Linked DNA regions of Homo sapiens: region 1 is linked to region 2. A link is an interaction called in ENCODE POLR2A ChIA-PET data of the cell type or tissue named here. Cell type or tissue: Caco-2. All regions are shown on one strand.

Evidence for each region. ChIA-PET counts read pairs that join two places held together with the same protein. Peaks named below come from ENCODE experiments on the same cell type or tissue, not always from the same donor. Only the 100,000 strongest peaks of a DNase experiment are listed, where the experiment ranks them.
Region 1: POLR2A ChIA-PET joins it to region 2 with 5 read pairs; 10 of 35 experiments call an interaction of 5 or more read pairs at or near these places.

What each region holds. Positions count from the first base shown.
Region 1 is chr3:42,042,467-42,044,966 of GRCh38, reverse strand. It overlaps a transcript of TRAK1 not described here. Among named protein-coding and RNA genes, the nearest start is that of TRAK1, 48 kb to the left of the region's middle. RefSeq lists enhancers at 1,316-1,610, 1,837-2,106. In Caco-2, no CTCF peak of the experiment used is centred here; a DNase peak (open chromatin) is centred at 1,486.
Region 2 is chr3:42,103,557-42,106,056 of GRCh38, reverse strand. All of the region lies in intron 1 of TRAK1 (trafficking kinesin protein 1), which reads right to left. It overlaps LOC124906231 (a long non-coding RNA gene), which reads right to left. Exons shown (of 2, transcript XR_007095889.1): 1 at 2,174-2,500; 2 at 1-1,725. Among named protein-coding and RNA genes, the nearest start is that of TRAK1, 13 kb to the right of the region's middle. In Caco-2, no CTCF peak of the experiment used is centred here; no DNase peak of the experiment used is centred here.

The DNA.
Region 1 (2,500 bases), 61 kb after region 2:
TTAAAAAAACACACAAGCATCAGCTGGCAAAGTTTTTATTTTCTTAAGCACATTGGTTTTGTAGCTCTAGCTTCCAAAACTAAGGTAACATAAAAATCCAGAGAAATCGTGTAATTGAAGTAAAAAAAAACAGAGCACAGGAAAGAAAACAGAGAAAATTGGCAGCAGACTCGTGGCTGTTTCAGTGGTTGATCTTTGCCATGAAATCTTCTTAATAACAAATAGAGCATTTATTAATAAGCATTTAACCTGTAGCACCTCCCCTTCTCCCCATGCAGATGGAGGAGGCTCCCACATCGGCTCTACCAGGGAGCTCAAGAAACAGCCACACACAGCTGGCAAGTGGCACAGACAGCCTTGAACTTGAGCCTTCTGGCTCCAGAGCCCAACCTCTGCAAATCCAATTTGTTGACTCTACTTTCTAGGAAAGTTGCCCTCTTAAACAGAGAAAAGTCCTTCCATTTAACACAACCAATATTCAAATGGCCTTCAAGAAAATACAATGGGCTAGGCACAATGGCTCACTTCTGTATTCCCAGCACTTTGGGAGACCGAGGCAAGTGGATCTCTTGAGCTCAGGAGTTCGAGACCAGCCCGGGTAGCACGGTGAAACCCTGTCTCTACCAAGAATACAAAAAATTAGCCAAGTGTGGTGGTGTGCACCTGTGGTTCCAGCTACTAGGGAGGTTGAGGTGGGAGGATTGCCTGAGCCTGACAGGCAGAGGTTGCAGTGAGCTGTGATTGTGCCACTGCACTCCAGCCTGGGCGACAGAGCAAGACCCTGTTTCAAAAAATAAATAAATAAAATGAAAAGCAGATGGGGATGAAAAGGACAGACTGGACACTGAGGCAGAACTGAAAAATTGATTTAAAATTCCAAAATCAGTTTTAAGATCCAAAATCAAACAATCCAGTGCCTTGGGCCACCTGAAAGCTGGGCTTCTGCCCAGGCCCAGGGCCCACCAGCAGATGACAAACACATGAGTTCCCATTTTCAAAATAGTAAACTTGACCACAGAAATAATTTTGTTTTATTTATAATAAATTTTAAAGTAATTTTAAAAAAAAAGGTGGCTTCCTGCCAACTGAAAGGTATAGAAGGCCGTCTGTCAAGTAATCAAGTGCTCTTAAGAGACCAAAGCATGGTCCTCTTTCAAACCTGTGCCCCCTCTGGGGAGTTGGGGTGGCGGGGGGGTGGGGTGGGTCCTGTCATCCTAACAGGCCACTGGGAGAACCGGAAATACCAAGAAACAAAGCCAGGGACTGGCTCAGAAATGGCCAAACGCTGCAGACACAGCCTGCCTGAGACCATGAAAACCAGGATCCCCTTTACTCCCCCCGCCCCCCCCCCAGCTCCATGGAGAAAACAAGACACAGGGTCTGGAGCTGGAAAAACACACTGGCGAAAAGCCAAAGACAACATCCATCAGAAGCTGGAGAGGTCTGCTCACAGGGCTGGGGGTAGGGGTGGAGGGGATGAGGTCAGAGCAGGGACAAAGGATTCCCAAGACAAAAGGAGAGAGGGAGGGCAGGGGTCAGGAGGAGGGGACTAGGAGGAGAAAAGGCAAAGAGACAAGGAGGAGGGAAAGAAGAGGGTGAGGGAAGCAGCAAGAGGGAGTGTGAGTCGGGGAGGGGATAGGAAAGAGAGGAATGCTGGACAAAAAGGAGGAGACGGGTAAGAGGACAAGGGAAGAAAGAACGGGAACGGGCAATGTGAGAGGGAGGAGAAGGAGGGCAAGAGGGGACAGTGACAAGCAGAGACAGACCCATGAGACAGCTGAGTGCCTTGAAATGGTTGCTAAGCTGCTGCCCATAAGCCCACAATAACAAAGCTTAAGCTTGGAGATGTCTGCAGATATACTAATCCTTACCCTTAAAGGGAGAGGAAAGATCAGCAAGAACTCTAAAGTCAGAGTCCCCAGGATCAAACTCCACAGAAGGATCCTTCCCAAAGTATTCTCTACAAAGGAGGCCAACGTCCTTTGGTAATAAGAATCTGAGATCATTCTTTTTTAAAGACGAGATGAGGAGATAAGTATAATTAGCCACACGTCCAGACCATGACAGGTCATGGTCTACTTAAATATTAGAGAATGTAATCAGAGCAGTGAGTACAACAGATGACCCGCCCCAGAGAGAGGAAGAGCTAGTGCACCCTCTACATTAAGAACTGTATTCCATCCTGGAGCATACACTGTGAAGCAATCGTTTTCATGGGTTCACTGAAAAACAATTTGCAAGCAGAAGAAATTTCTACTCAGAAGTCTCTATGTCATTGAAAAAAATAAAAGTTCCAGGCTGGGCGCGGTGGCTCACACCTGTAATCCCAGCACTTTGGGAGGCCAAGGCGGGCAGATCACTTGAGACCAAGAGTTCAAGACCAACCTGGCCAACATGGCAAAACCCCATCTCTACAAAAATACAAAAATTAGCCAGGTATGGTGGTGCATGCCTGTAATTTCAGCTACTCTGGAGGCTAAGGCATGAGAATCGCTTGAAC
Region 2 (2,500 bases):
AGTGGCTGGTACTGGTTGTTCCTTTCCATGTTTAGTGCTTCCTTCAGGAGCTCTTGTAAGGCAGGCCTGGTGGTGACAAAATCTCTCAGCATTTGTTTGTCTGTAGAGGATTTTATTTCTCCTTCACTTATGAAGCTTAGTTTGGCTGGATATGAAATTCTGGGTTGAAAATTCTTTTCTTTAAGAATGTTGGATATTGGCCCCCACTTTCTTCTGGCTTGTAGAGTTTCTGCTGAGAGATCTGCTGTTAGTCTAATGGGCTTCCCTTTGTGGGTAACCCGACCTTTCTCTCTGGCTTCCCTTAATATTTTTTCCTTCATTTCAACTTTGGTGAATCTGACAATTATGTGTCTTGGGGTTGTTCTTCTTGAGGAGTATCTTTGTGCCGTTCTCTGTATTTCCTGAATTTGAATGTTGGCCTGCCTCGCTAGGTTGGGGAAGTTCTCCTGGATAATATCCTGAAGAGTGTTTCCCAACTTGGTTCCATTCTCCCCATCACTTTCAGGTACACCAATCAGACGTAGATTTGGTCTTTTCACATAGTCCCATATTTCTTGGAGGCTTTGTTCGTTTCTTTTTACTCTTTTTTCCCTAAACTTCTCTTCTTGCTTCATTTCATTCACTTAATCTTCAATTACTGATATCCTTTCTTCCAGTTGATCAAATCGGCTACTGAAGCTTGTGCATGCGTCACATAGTTCTCGTGCCATGGTTTTCAGCTCCATCAAGTCATTTAAGGTCTTCTCTACACTATTTATTCTAGTTAGCCATTTGTCTAATCTTTTTTTAAGACTTTTAGCTTCTGCTGGGCGTGGTGGCTCATGCCTGTAATCCCAGCACTTTGGGAGGCCGAGGCGGGTGGATCACCTGAGGTCAGGAGTTCGAGACCAGCCTGACCAACATGGAGAAACCCCGTCTCTAATAAAAATACAAAAAAATTAGCTGGGTGTGGTGGCACATGCCTGTAATCCCAGCTACTTGGGAGGCTGAGGCAGGAGACTCACTTGAAGCCAGGAGGCAGAGGTTGCGGTGAGCCAAGACCGAGCCATTGCACTCCAGCCTGGGCAACAAAAGCGAAACTCTGTCTCAAAAAAAAAAAAAAAAAAAGATTTTTAGCTTCTTTGCAATGGGTTTGAACATCCTCCTTTAGCTTGGAGAAGTTTGTTATTACCGATCGTCTGAAGCCCTCTTCTCTCAACTCGTCAAAGTCATTCTCTGTCCAGCTTTGTTCCGTTGCTGGCGAGGAGCTGCATTCCTTTGGAGGAGAAGAGGTGCTCTGATTTTTAGAATTTTCAGCTTTTCTGCTCTGGTTTCTCCCCATCTTTGTGGTTTTATCTACCTTTGGTCTTTGATGATGGTGACGTACAGATGGGGTTTTGGTGTGGATTCCTTTCTGTTTGTTAGTTTTCCTTCTAACAGTCAGGACCCTCAGCTGCAGGTCTGTTGGAGTTTGCTGGAGGTCCACTCCAGACCCTGTTTGCCCGGGTATCACCAGCGGAGGCTGCAGAATAGCAAATATTGCAGGATGGCAGACGTTGCTGCCTGATCCTTCCTCTGGATGCTTCATCTCCGAGGGGCACCCAGCTGTATGAGGTGTCAGTCGGCCCCTACTGGGAGCTGCCTCTCAGTTAGGCTACTCGGTGGTCAGGGACCCACTTGAGGAAGCAGTCTGTCCATTCTCAGATTTCAAACTCCATGCCGGGAGAACCGCTATTCTCTTCAAAGCTGTCAGACAGGGACATTTAAGTCTGCAGAAGTTTCTGCTGCCTTTTGTTCAGCTATGCCCTGCCCCCAGAAGTGCCCCCAGAAGTTCAGCTATGCCCTGCCTCCCTACAGAGGCAGGCAGGCCTCCTTGAGCTGCAGTGGGCTCCACCCAGTTCGAGCTTCCCGGCTGTTTTGTCTACCTACTCAAGCTTCAGCAATGGTGGACGCCCCTCTCCCAGCCTCCCTGCTGCCTTGCAGTTTGATCTCAGACTGCTGTGCTAGCAGTGAGTGAGGTTCCGTGGGCGTGGGACCCTCCAAGCCAGGCGCAGGATATAATCTCTTGGTGTGCTATTTGCTAAGACCATTGGAAAAGCGCAGTATTAGGGTGGGAGTGTCCCAATTTTCCAGGTACCATCTGTCATGGCTTCCCTTTGCTAGGAAAGGGAATTCCCCGACCCCTTGCACTTACTGGGTGAGGTGATGACCCGTCCTGCTCCATGGGCTGCACCCACTGTCTGACAAGCCGCAGTGAGATGAACCCAGTACCTCAGTTGGAAATGAAGAAATCATCCATCTTCTGCATCACTCACGCTGGGAGCTGCAGACTGGAGCTGTTCCTTTTCGGCCATGTTGGAACCACTCCTCCTGGATCTGGTCTCAAACTCTTGAGCTCAAGTGATCCTCCCACTTCAGCCTCCCAAAGTGCTGGGATCACAGACACGAGCCCAGCCATAAAATGTCTGTTAAGTGTACCCTCGAATAGCATCGATGACCACTCAAGAACGATCCCCCACCA